Regions from separate parts of the Homo sapiens genome. Here all the other regions are linked to region 2. Evidence: chromatin contacts called from ENCODE Hi-C or POLR2A ChIA-PET data. All regions are on one chromosome and are shown on one strand. Each heading gives the region's core, a stretch centred on a gene start or an enhancer-like site at or near the end of the contact. The rest is flanking DNA. Distances are from core to core; before and after follow the strand shown. Region 1 holds the start of ZNF493 (zinc finger protein 493). Region 2 overlaps LOC101929007 (a long non-coding RNA gene). Region 3 holds the start of ZNF43 (zinc finger protein 43).

Region 1 (4,470 bases), core at 447-2,946, 180 kb after region 2:
GGGGGCAGAAATTATTTCTGTGTTTTCCCCTCATTACCAGCATCTGATTGGCTGACCAGCAATTTGTCTCCAAGAAATGGAAGCCTGGTTGAGGGAAGGCAATTTTAACATTTCAAAGGGTTACCCGTTTCAAAATAAGAGTACACCGGAAGATTCCCCTCAGCCCCAGAATATCCACTTGCTCCCTTGAGAGGATACACTCCATACCTCAGGTCATCTTATGGGAGAAAATAAACCAGAAGCTGAGATCCAATGGACACTCTAGCTAACATAACCATGGCAGTTATCTTGGTTTATCCCCAGATAGTACTGAAACCCATGACCAGGAAAAAACCAAAGGGTGGCTGAGGACACATCACCCCATAGATTTTCCAAAGGAGAACTTCGACCCAAAAACATTCTGGTAACATCTCTGTGCCTAGACAAGATGAAAGCAAAAGAGACAGAGATTTACTACAATGCAGTGTCAGGGTATTATTATTTGCCTTCTTTTCATGGGAAATATTTACAAACAGATAACAAATCTCTTTAAATGCACCATTTAACCATTTAATGCTTTGCCAAAAAAATAATTAAAATATGGTATAAAAAAGTACAGTAAAAGACAAATAGGCGATAATGTGAATTAGGGAGGAAAAGGTGGCATTTAGGAACGTCAGAGGAAACTGGAAATTATCTTACTGCAAGCCAGAGTGAGGCCGGAGAAATGGGGGATTGGTTCCAAGACTCTGCTTGGGACACAGGTGAAAAATACAGCAGAAAATCAGTTCCCTGTGGAGTGTGAAAATAATTAAGTGGCAGGCAATTAGACTGAGGTATTTCTAGTCCCTGAATTCTTACTTTAAAAAAAAAATCTAACTCAGGTGCATTATTTTTAATTACTACATTCAGAGAAACAAAATTCAGGCTTCAGCAACTGTAAACTGCCAATTAAGCTCTGATTACATAACCAGGAAATTTTCACCTTTAACGCACATATTAAGAAACCATGTAACTGTACCTAACCAATTAGTAAATTTGGTTTCTTCATCATGCATTTTATAAAAGACTTTCCTTCAAGCCTCTCCCACAGACCACAAACTACAAACCATAGCTGGGTGCTCTACAATTCTAGAACCACTCTTTGATTACATTCTTTAATATTTTTGCAGTGACGCCCATAAATTTTTAATAGGAGAAAATAGCAACTGGGAACCCCACGGACCAAAGCTCTTCCCATTCATGAACCCGCACCCCAAGTCAGGATTCTCCCCTGATGACCCTCCCGTGGTCCCCGCACAATCTGAGAAAGACGCGGCGCTGCGGGTGCAGAACTGCCAGAGAGGACTCCAGGCAGGGCACAGTCACAGTGCAGGGAAGAGACAGGACGCCCGGGGCCCCGGCTGTTGGCGCAGCCGCCAACTTACGGCTGAAGGAGACTGAGGCCGAGCTGGGCAAGGAGAACTCAGGGAGCAGATTGTGGAGCTGACTGCGGGGAGGCCTGAGTCCCGCCACAGCCACTTCCCACCGGTTCCGAGCAACTCCTTCCCCTCTCTCGTGATGTCGGACCCAGCACTCTCACCATGTCTAGGCTTTCAGGGGGTCCTGGCATCTTAGCTATGGATTTCCCAGTATCTTCAGGTCACGAAGCCACACACGCTGAGGACACAGAGCAGTGAAGGGTAGACCTGGAGCTCCGGCAGCAGAGAGAAACAATGGCCCAGCCACATCCCGGAAGCCGTCCTCGCCGCTCCAAATGTGTGCCTAATTGGACGGTTCCCAGTTCTGCGTGTCTGATTGGATACGGTTTAAGGGCCCGCCCCTTCAGGCCCTGAGTGACAGAAGATATGACCAAATGCTGGGCGGAGTGAAGAAAGAGTGATAGCCTAGGCTGCAGCCTTTTCAGGCAGGGCTTCCTCCCTGAGCTGAGCCAGGCACACCTTAGAGGGTATTTTCCCTTAACCTTGTGTATAAGGTCATAAGCACTTATAAATAATATATGGCTATTCACAAATTTAAAAAAATAATTATTTTAAAATTTCAGCTTTTATGACCTTCCTGGCTCCTAGTCCTTTGAACTAGCAGCCTGAGATTTTTAAAAGGAGCCAATCTTATGAAATAAGATGTGAGCCACATGTGAATTTTAAATTTTCTAGTAGCCAGACTTTAAAAATAAAGAAGGGCCGGGCGCAGTGGCTCACGCCTGTAATCCCAGCACTTTGGGAGGCCGAGGCGGGTGGATCGCCTGAGGTCAGGAGTTTGAGACCAGCCTGGCCAACATGATGAAACCCCGTCCCTACTAAAAATAAGAAAAAATAACCAGGCGTGGTGGTGGGCGCCTGTTATCCCAGCTACTCGGGAGGCTGAGGCAAAATAATCGCTTGAACCCGGGAGGTGGAGGGAGGCAGAGGTTGCAGTGAGCCGAGATCGCCCCACTGCACACTCCAGCCTGGTCAACAAGAGTGAAACTCCATCTCAAGAAAAAAAAAGAAGAGAGAAAGAGAGAGAGAGAAAGAAAGAGTGAAAGAGAGAGAGAGAGAAGGAAAGAGGGAAGGAAGGAAAAGGAAGGAAGGAAAAAGAAGAAAGAAAAGTGAAGAGAAGAGAAGAAAGAAAATAAAAGTGAAAGAAAAGAAAGCCGGGTGTAGTGTCCCATGCCTGTTATCTCAGCACTTGGGGAGGCCGAGGCAGGCGGATCACCCGAGGTCAGGAGTGCAAGACCAGCCTAGCCAACATGGTGAAACCCCGTCTCTACAAAAATACAAAAATTATCTGGGTATGATGGCAGGTGCCTGTAATCCCAGCTAATAGAGAGGCTGAGGCAGGAGAATCACTTAAACCCAGGAGGCAGAGGTTGAGGTGAGCCAAGATCACGCCATTGCACTCCAGTCTGGGAAACAGAGCAAGACTCCATCTCAAAAATAAAAAAATTTTAAAAAGAAGGAGAAGAAACAGGTGAAATTCATTGTAACAATTTAATTAACCCAATATATCCAAAATATTATCATTGTAATATGTGAGCAATATGTAAAGATTAATGAAGTATATATATATTTGGAACTGTATCTTTGAAACTAACTCTGTATTTTACCTTTCTAGCAAATTGCAGCGACATTCCAGGCACCCAGTAGCCGGCCATACATGGCCAATAGCTGTTGTATTGAATGTGTCAGCTCTGACGTCAGGAAGGTGAAGGGTCTGAACGTCCATATTCTGCCAGTGGTGAGGGGACAGCCTCTCTCTACCAAAGTCTCTGTGCTGTTCCGAGGGTGGAACAGATAGTGGCCATAGAAAGGTCAGAAGATATCAAGAATAAAATCACCACAGGTAGACCACTGCTGGCCACCTGTTGCCCACCTTTCTTCTAAAGATCATACAGTGAACAAAGAATGATAGGGCCACCAGGCGCGGTGGCTCACGCCTATAATCCCAGCACTCTGGGAGACCGAGGTGGGCGGATCACTTGAGGTCAAGAGTTCGAGACCAGCATGGACAACATGGTGAAACCCGGTCTCTACTAAAAATATATACACTGGCTGGGCGTGGTGGCGTATGCCTGTAATCCCAGCTACTCAGGAGGCCGAGGCAGGAGAATCACTTAAACCTGGGAGGCAGAATTTGCAGTGAGCCCAGATCTTGCCACTGTATTCCAGCCTGGGCAACAGAGCGGGACTCCGTCTCAAAAAAAAAAAAAAAAAAAAAGCCTGGGCACGGTAGCTGTCGCCTGTAATCCCAGCACTTTGGGAGGCTGAGGTGGGCAGATCACAAGATCAGGAGTTCGAGACCAGCCTGGCCAATATGGTGAAACCCCATCTTTATTAAAAATACAAAAATTAGCCGTGCATGGTGGTGGGTGACTTTAATCCCAAGCTACTCAGGAGGCTGAGGCAGGAGAATCGCTAGAATCTGGGAGACAGAATTTGCAGTGAGCCCAGATCTTGCCACTGCACTCCAGCCTGGGTGACAGAGCGGGACTCCGTCTCAAAAAAAAAAAAAAAAAAAAAAAAAAAAAAGCCTGGGCATGGTAGCTCACGCCTGTAATCCCAGCACTTTGGGAGGCTGTAATCCCAGCACTTTGGGAGGCTGAGATGGGCAGACCACAAGGTCAGGAGTTCGAGACCAGCCTGGCCAATATGGTGAAACCCCATCTCTACTAAAAATACAAAAATTAGCCGTGCACGGTGGTGGGTGACTTTAATCCCAAGCTACTCAGGAGGCTGAGGCAGGAGAATCACTAGAATCTGGGAGGCGGAGCCGAGATCGCGCCACTACACTCCAGCCTGGGCAACAGAGCAAGACTCTGTCTTAAAACAAAACAAAACAAAAAAATGATAGGGCTACATGAGAAGAAAACTCCATGTCTTCAAATTTGTCCACAGCCTTGAGCTTTCATGTTTAGACATGAAGAAAATAGATTAAAGGCAAACTTTTTTTTTTTTTTTTTTTTTGAGACGGAGTCTCGCTGTGTGCCCAGGCTGGAGTGCAGTGGTGTGA
Region 2 (4,282 bases), core at 1-2,500:
CCAGCTACTCGGGAGGCTCAGGCAGGAGAATCTATTGAACCTGGGAGGTGGAGGTTGCAGTGAGCCGAGATTGCACCATTGCATTGCAGCCTGGGGGACAAGAGCGAGACTTCATCTCAAAAAAAAAAAAAAAGAAAAGAAAATATTTGTTGACTCCTGCCCTAGGCTGTAGCTCAGCCCTGTCATTCATGTGCAGTGCAATCTTGGGCAAGTGACTTCACCCCTCTGGGTCTCCTCACTTGTAAAATAGGAATAAAACTGCTCTCCAGAGATGAGGGATATATTTGTATTCTACTGTAGCACAACAAACTATGACAAATGTAGCAGTTTATAATAATCCCTATTGACTTCCTCATAGTTCTATAAGTCAGAAGTCCAGGTGGGTTTAACCGGGCTCCCTGCTTAGGGTCCCACAAGGCCAAAGTCAAGGTGTTGGCTGGGCTGGGCCCTTCTCTGAAGGCTCTTGGGGAGAATCCACTTCCAAGCTCATTCAGGTCATTGGCAGAATTCAGGTCCTTGCAATTGTAGTAACCAGGTCTTTCTTTTTTTTGTTTTTTTTGCGATGGAGTCTTGCTCTCTTGCCCAGGTTGGAGTGCAGTGGCCCAATCTCAGCTCACTGCAACCTCCACCTCCAGGTTCAAGCGATTTTTCTACCTCAGTCTCCCGAGTAGCTGGGATTACAGGCACCTGCCACCATGCCTGGCTAATTTTTGTATTTTTAGTAGAGACGGGGTTTCACCATGTTGGCCAGGCTAGTCTCAAACTCCTGACCTCAGGTGATCCACCTGCCTTGGCCTCCCAAGTGCTGGGATTACAGGCATGGGCCACTGCGCCCGGACCCAGGTCCTTCTTTATAGCTGCCAGCCAAGGTGCTGCTCTCTGCTCCTAGAGACTGTTCTCAGTTCTGTCTCAGGGACCCCTCCAACTCAGTAACTGAAAACCAGCCTCAAGTCAAATCTGTCTCCCACTATGAACCTCTGATGGCCTTTTCTAGCCAAAGAAGACTCTGCTTTCAAAGGGCTTCTGTGATTAGGTTAGGCCCACCCATCTCCCTAGCATAAGGTCTGCTGATTACTAACTTTAATGACATCCACAAAATTTCTCTTGCCATGTCACATAATTATAGCATTAACACCAGGGGGCAGAGGTCAGGAGAATCATCTCAGAATTCTGCCCACCATAGGTGCTGTGCCAAGGGACTCAGAGCACATGTGCTGTGAACACATTCCTTACAGGATCACTCCCTCTGTGCCAGGTGCCACCATGCCAGAAACAGAGGGCAGGACACAGGGACAGGTGGTGCATTCACAAATAATTTGGAAACAAGCCAGATGGTGACCAGAGCTTGCCTCTGAATGCCCCTTGTTGGGGATGCTATACAGAAAGCCCAGGATTTTTAGCTGAACCAACAAGGAGGCTTTGAAAAGGTGACATCTGAGCTGGGTTGTGATACACGTAAAATTTCAAGAAGCAAAGAAAGGGCTGGAACTGAGGGTAAAGAAGGGCTATCTGCTCAAGGCACACATTGATTACGAAAGGATACATCAGTATTATGTTAACAATGAACATAATTGTAAGCTTTTGTATAAACCAGCCTGTTAAGGATTACCAACAGAATAAATGTTAGCATATTTTGAACACCTACCAAATGCCAGGCACTATGTATACTAGGTACACTAGGTATATTGTATTCCTAGCTTATTTAATCTTCAAAGAACCCTACATGGTAGAACTTTTTCTTCTTACAACTTTTTTGAAATATAATTTGCATACTAGAAAAATCACTCATTTAAAGTGTACAATTTAATGGCTTTCAGTAAATTCACAGAGTTGTTCATCTATCACTACTAAAATCGAATCTATCTTAGAACAGTTTTATTACCCTCAGAAGAAATTCTACGCCCCTTAACCATGACACCCTAATTACTCCCTGGCTTCCAGTCCTAGGCAATCACTAATCTAACTTCTGAGTGTGGATTTGCACATTCTAAACATTTTATATAAATGAAAACATAGAAAATGTGACCTTTTGTGTCTGGCTTTCACATAATATGCTACGTGAAAGGTACATCCATGTCTTAACATGTGTTGGTACTTCATTCCTTTTTATTGCTGAATAATATTCCATTGTATGGATATACCACATTTTGCTTAATTATTCATTAATTGACAGACATTTGACTTGTTTCTACTTTTGGCCATTATGAATACTGCAGCTATGAACACTCACATACAAGTTTTTGTGTGGATGTATGCTTTCATTTTCCCTGGGTATGTAACCTAAGGATGAACTTGCAGGATCATATAGTTAATTCTACATTTAACTGATTGAGGATAAGATAGGAATTTGTATCTTCACTTTAGGATTGAGAAAGCTGAGGCTCAAAGAAGTTAAAATAGCTGCCCAAGATTATAGAACAGAGAAGATTGAAACACATATTCATCATACATCAAAGCTCTAGACTTCCATGGCTCTACATACATACAAAATAAGACAGAGGTCTCTTTTAACAAGTCTCATCTTAAAATATACATTTCTCAAGAGCAGAAATTTTTGTCTGTTTTATCTCAAAAAAAAAAAAATGTGATTTTGATTTCTCCAATTAGCTCCACATGAATGGGATTTTGAATCGAGCAAAGAGATAGGCAGGACGAGGACATTTTGTGGGCTTGAGTCCAGCATTGACTTCCTAACTCTAAGGCAATCTTCTGATTTAGTGCTTCCTGCCTTTGGATGAAGCAGGAGCTCCTCTGATGGACCAGCTCTATGTGGTGTTGAGAGCCATTTCTGGAAATTGAGCCTAGAGTTTCTGTCTTCAGCCCTTTGAGGCTGAGAGCCATCTAAACCACTTAACCCATTTCCCGTTTAGAAGAAAAGGTGCAGCTGGTTGCCAGTGCTCATTTAATTTTACATAAACATCCTCCTTGAAGCTGAAGCAAATCTGAATGATTTTTATCTTGAAAATAAAATATAAAAACTGTTTGTGAAGTTATTTCTAAACAAAACTTGTCTCTAGTCCTAATGTAACAGAAATGTATATGATGTCACATTAGGATTAGAAACATGAGTGTTCTCAGGGCAAGTGGGAAATAGGTTAATGAATTCTTGTCTTCTTAACCCACACAAGTAGACATTATAAGTCCCACTCCACAGATGAGTAAACAGAGGCTTCACTGGAAAAGCTAAATGTTTTGTTAGGGGTAACTCTACTAATAGTGGCAAAAGTAGAATTCGACCCAGATTTATCTAACCAGAAACTTGTGTTCTCCCCTATTACTGACCCCCTGTGACAGTCAAGGTGTAGAATAAACTAAAAGGCATTCCACCCCAAGAAAGGAGCTGAATGTTTAGTTAACAACAGAAGACACAGTGGATGGGAGTGGTAGAAGGTAAGATTTCATCGCTGCTGTGATAGTGTTATGGCCAGCATCCCAAGGAAGGCTTTATCCTGCCTTGATCTTCCCATAGGGTTCCTACCCAAGGTGCTATAGACAAGGAACAATAGCTAAATGCGAATCACTGGCTCACTTTGTTAGTATTTGACTTAGTGTCCAATAACTGCCAAAATGATAAAAGTCTGAGGTAGAGTATAAAACTTAGGCCTGGTCGAGCGCGGTGGCTCATGCCTGTAATCCCAGCACTTTGGGAGGCCGAGGTGGGTGGATCACCTGAGGTCAGAAGTTCAAGACCAGCCTGGCCAAAATGGCAAAGCACCATCTCTACTAAAAATATAAAAATTAGTGGAGTGTGCTGGCACACACCTGTAATCTTAGCTACTTGGGAGGCTGAGGCAGGAGAATCACTTGAATCCAAGAGGTGGAGGTTACAGTGAGCCAAAATTACACCACTGCACTCCAGCCTGGGTGACAGAGTGGGACTCTTTCTCAAGAAAATAAAAAATAAAAACATACTGCTGGATGCGGTGGCTCATGCTTGTAATCCCAGTGCTTTGGAAGGCTGAGACAGTCAGATCACAAGGTCAGGAGATCGAGACCATCCTGGCTAACAGAGTGAAACCCCATCTCTACTAAAAATACAAAAAATTAGCTGGGCATGGTGGCACATGCCTGTAGTCCCAGCCACTCGGGAGGCTGAGGCTTGAACCGGGGAGGTGGGTGTTTCAGTGAGCCGAGATCACGGCACTGCACTCCAGCCTGGGCGACAGAGCGAGACTCTGTCTCAAAAATTAAAATAAATAAATAAATAAATAAAAACATATTTAAGCCTGAGGCTAAAGTGAGTCTTTCTACCTGTCTCCATTCCTGCTAGAATCCAGTAGGC
Region 3 (4,470 bases), core at 597-3,096, 250 kb before region 2:
GGTTCACTGAGCCAGACTAAATTGTATTCAGTTGAATGCTTATCAAGGACTCAAGAATCCAGACTTTTATCTCTTATTTACTTATGACCTGGAAGCCCTCACCTCAAGTTGTCCTGCATTACTGGATCAAACCAAGAAAGAGAGAGAGGAAGGAGGAGGTGGAGAAGGAAAAAGGTAGGGAAGGAAGATCTTATACATATTGATTGATGTCTCATGCTTTCCTAAAATGTTTAAAAGCTGCTGGGCATGGTGGCTCACACCTGTAATCCCAGCACTTTGGGAGGCTAAGGCGAGCAGTTCACCAGGTCAGGAGACATCCTGGCTAACAGGGTGAAACCCTGTCTCTACTAAAAATACAAAAAATTAGCTGGTATTCATAGAAAATATAATTTTTAATTATCGAGTAATCTGAATAAATGAATATATCATAAAAAAATTAGCTGGGCATGGGGTCATGCACCTGTATCCCCAGCTACTTGGTAGGCTGAGTCAGGAGAATCGCTTGAACCTGGGAGGCGGAGGTTGCAGTGAGCCGAGATTGTGCCACTGCACTCCAGCCTGGTCGACAGAGCAAGACTCCGTCTCAAAAAAAAAAAAAAAAAAAAAAAAAAAGTAAGTGTAGGCAAATGTAGATGCAAATACACATCTGTTTACACAAATTCCTACTTTCAAAATCACAGAGAATGGTCACTTTTTAGCCTTTTTATGAATAAAATCCTGGATTCCATTTATTATTCCATTAGAACTTCTGTACCTATTTTGAAATTTGAGATTAAATTGTCTTTTGCTGAGTTTGCCCAGTTTATATTTCAAGTAATACTATATCATGGGAACACATTAGAGATTTTCTATATTTTTATGTTTTACATCAGTTTCTAAAACCTGGAAATTATCTTGTTTTGAATTTCTTATGAAAATGGAATACTATCCACTAAGAATATTCCATTAGCATACTGCAACTTAAAGTCAGGAGATCTAAACTTTTTCTGGTAACATTACCTATATTTAGTTTTTTAAAAAATGTTCTCTTTTTGTATATGCTTTTTAATTTGCTTTTAAAACATGTGCATAACATTTCCTTGAATTCTATTAATGGACCTCAATGCTTTAAAAAAATTTTTTGATAAAATAATTCAGTCTGAATGTGATGGTTCATGCCTATAATCCCAGTACTTTGGGAGGCTGACTTTGTAGGATTCATTGAGCCCAAGAGTTTGAGACCATTCTGGGCTATCTAGTGAGGCTTCATCTCTACAAATAAAAATATGATAACAAATTAGCTGAGCATGGGGCCACATGCCAGTGGTCCCAGCTACTCAGAAGGCTGAGACAGGTAAATTGCTCAAGCCTAGATTGCTGAGGCTGCAGTGAGCTGCAGTCATGACCCTGCACTCCAGCCTGGGTAACAGAGACTCCCTCTCAAGAATAAGAAAAACCCCACAGAGGATAAATAATAAAATATTCAATGTTTGTAATACTTCCTACTCAAAGGGCCAGAAGCCAGGAAGGTCATAAAAGCTGAAATTCAAAAACAATTGTTTTCATTTTTTAGTATCCATATAGTATATTACTTATAAGTGAAGATGACCTTATACACAAGGTTAAAGGCAAATACCCTCTGGGTTGGGCCTGCTCTGCTCAGGGAGGAAGCCCTGCCTGAAAAGGCGGCAGCCTAGGCTGTCATTCTTTCTTCTTTCAGCCCAGCGTCTGATCACATCTTTCATTCAGGGTTTGCGGGGGCAGGACCTTAGAAGTTATCCAATCAGGGACGCTGGGCTGGAAACCGTCCAATCAGGCACGGGGCAGGAGAGGACAGGGCGGCTTCCGGGATGTGGCGGGGCCTTTGTCTCTGGCTGCAGTTGGAGCTCTGCGTCTCGTCTTCGTTCTTCTGTGTCCTCTGCTGCTAGAGGTCCAGCCTCTGTGGCTCTGTGACCTGCGGGTATTGGGGGATCCACAGCTAAGACGCCAGGACCCCCCGGAAGCCTAGAAATGGTGAGAGTGCCGGTCCGACATCCCGAGAGGGGGAAGGGGCTGTGGCGTGACTCAGGCCTTCCCGCAGTCAGCTCCACAATCTGCGCGTGCCGGAGTTCTTGCCCAGCTCGGCCTCAATCCCCTTCAGCCATAAGATGGCGGCTGCTCTGGGAGGCAGCCCCGGGCGTCCTGTCTCTTCTCTGCGCAGTGACTGTGTCCCGGCCTGCAGCCCTCTGTGGGCAGCTCTGCAGCCGCAACGCGGCGTCTCTCCCAAATTGTGCAGGGGCCACAGGAGGGTCGTCAGGAGAGAATCCTGACTCGTGATGCAGTTTCATGAATAGGAAGAGCTTTGGTCCGTGGCATTTCTAGTCCCTCTTTTGGTCTATTAGAAACAGGAGAGTCGGCCGGGCGCGGTGGGTCACGCCTTTAATCCCAGCACTTTGGGAGGTCGAGGTGGGTGGATGACGAGGTGAGGAGTTCGAGAGCAGCCTGGCTAATATGGTGAACCCCGTCTATACTAAAAATACAAAAATTAGCTGGGCGTGGTGGCGCGCGCCTGTAATCGCAGCTACTAGGGAGGCTGAGACAGGAAAATCGCTTGAACCCAGGAGGCGGAGGATGCAGTGAGCCGAGATCGCGCCATTGCACTCCAGCCTGGGCCACAGAGTGAAACTCCCTCTGGAAAAAAAAAAAAAAAAAAACTAAACTAGATTTTCCTTTATTTCTGACATTCCCAAATGCCACCTTCTTCTCCGCAATTCACGTTATCAACTATTTTTTCTTTTTTTTCTTTTTTTTTTTTTTTTTGAGATGGACTTTCGCTTTTGCTGCCCAGGCTGGAGTGCAATGGTGCTATCTCGGCTCCCTGCAACCTCCGTCTCCCGGATTCAAGCGATTTTCTTGCCTCAGCCTCCTTAGTAGCTGGGATTACAGGTGCCTGCCACCACACCCAGCTAATTTTTTTTGTATTTTTAGTAAAGACGGGATTTCACTATATTGGCCAGGTGGTCTCGAACTCCTGAGCTCAGATGATCCACCCGCCTCAGCCTCCCAAAGTGCTAGGATTACAGCACTTAAAAATAGCCACCGAGCCGGGCTATTTTTTTTTTTTTTTTAGTGTACATTTTAGATACAGAGATACGTTTTAGATAAAGATATTTTAGATATCTGTATATTTTTGATACAGATATTTTAATTATTTTTTGAAAAATCATTGGATGGACTTAAATAAATTTTCCTTTCTTCTTTCCTTCTTCTTTCTTTCCTTCCTTCCTTCCTTCCTTCCATCTTTCCATCCTTGCTTCCATCCTTCCTCTCGCTTTGTTTCCCAGGCTGGAGTGCAATGGTGCAATCTCAGCTCATTGCAACCTCCCGGGTTCAACCGATTCTCCTGCCTCAGCCTCCCGAGTAGCTGGAATTACAGGCACCTGCCACCGTGCCTGGTTAATTTTTTTGTATTTTTAGTTGAGACAGGGTTTCACCTTGTTGGCCAAGCTGGTTTCGAACTCCTGACCTTGTGATCCACCCGCCTTGGCCTCCCAAAGTGCAAGGATTACAGGCGTGAGCCACCGAGTCCGGCCTAAATTTTGTTTTCTATTTGAAAATATTTTCCATATTGAAAAGAAAGCAAAAAATAATCCCCTTACACTGTTTGTAAAAAATAAAAATCTCTGTGCCTCTTTTCCTTTTCTTTTTTTCTTTACTTTTTTTTTTTTTTTTTTGAGACAGTGTTGCTTTGCTGCCCAGTCTGGAGTGCAGTGATGTGATCTCTGCTCACTGCAACCTCTGCCTCCCTGATTCAAGTGATTCTTTTGCTTCAGCCACTCCAGTAGCTGGAACTACCGGCACCTACCACCATTCCCAGCTAATTTTTGTATTTTTGTTAGAGACAAGGTTTTTCCATGTTGACCAGGCTGGTCTCGAACTCCTAACCTCAGATGATCCACCCGCCTCCGCCACCATGCCTGGCCTCTTTTTTCTTTTTGTTTTCCCTAGGCACAGGACTCTTTTTTTTCCCCCGCCCCGCCTTAAGATGGAGTTTAGCTCTTGTTGCCTAGGCTTGACTGCAGTGGAGCCATCTCAGCTCACTGCAACCTCTGCCTCCTGGGTTCAAGCGATTCTGCTGACTCAGCCTCCCGAGTAGCTAGGACTACAGGGATGCACTACCACGCCTGGCTAATTTTGCATTTTTAGTAGAGACAGGGTTTCCCCATGTTGGTCACGCTGTTCTCAAACTGCCGACCTCAGGAGATCCACCTGCCTCGGCCTCCCAAAGTGCTGAGATTATAGGCATGAGCCACCACACCCAGCCAGAGACTTTTTCAGAATGTTTTTAGGTCAAGTTTTTCCTTTCGAAAAATGTGGGTGATTTTTCCTCAGCCACACTTCATTTTGTTGTTTTTGTTTTTTTTTTCTGATCCTGGGTTTCAGTACTGTCTAGGGATAAACCAAGATAACCACCATGGCTATGTGTGCTACAGTGTCACAGCCTGGGTGTAG

What was found. Hi-C counts contacts between places; a loop is a spot of excess contacts on that map. ChIA-PET counts read pairs that join two places held with the same protein, here RNA polymerase II (POLR2A).
Region 1: POLR2A ChIA-PET joins it to region 2 with 5 read pairs in CD8-positive, alpha-beta T cell. The contact joins the promoter of ZNF493 here to the enhancer-like site in region 2. POLR2A ChIA-PET finds 5 or more read pairs at or near these places in 5 of 52 experiments (CD4-positive, alpha-beta T cell, CD8-positive, alpha-beta T cell, activated T-cell and 2 more).
Region 3: a loop to region 2 is called in a map of CD8-positive, alpha-beta T cell, with 3 times the contacts of the local background. The contact joins the promoter of ZNF43 here to the enhancer-like site in region 2. A Hi-C loop is called at or near these places in 2 of 168 maps with a recorded cell type or tissue (CD4-positive, alpha-beta T cell and CD8-positive, alpha-beta T cell). POLR2A ChIA-PET finds 5 or more read pairs at or near these places in 6 of 52 experiments (CD4-positive, alpha-beta T cell, CD8-positive, alpha-beta T cell, T-cell and 3 more).

Annotation. Positions count from the first base shown.
Region 1 is chr19:21,394,359-21,398,828 of GRCh38, reverse strand. It overlaps ZNF493 (zinc finger protein 493), which reads right to left and starts at 1,696. Exons shown (of 4, transcript NM_001076678.3): 1 at 1,562-1,696. The coding sequence starts at 1,591. RefSeq lists a silencer at 1,419-1,657.
Region 2 is chr19:21,578,844-21,583,125 of GRCh38, reverse strand. The region is part of intron 3 of LOC101929007 (a long non-coding RNA gene); the gene reads left to right. Among named protein-coding and RNA genes, the nearest start is that of ZNF429, 75 kb to the right of the region's middle. Within about 2 kb of position 1,250, at least 3 of the 41 ENCODE cell types and tissues checked have a DNase peak (open chromatin) inside an H3K27ac peak, as active enhancers do; they include CD8-positive, alpha-beta T cell, where a contact is called at or near this core.
Region 3 is chr19:21,833,558-21,838,027 of GRCh38, reverse strand. ZNF43 (zinc finger protein 43) reads left to right here and starts at 1,846. Exons shown (of 4, transcript NM_003423.4): 1 at 1,846-1,992. The coding sequence starts at 1,990. RefSeq lists enhancers at 809-1,781, 1,893-2,052, 2,073-2,122, 2,163-2,252, 1,782-2,755.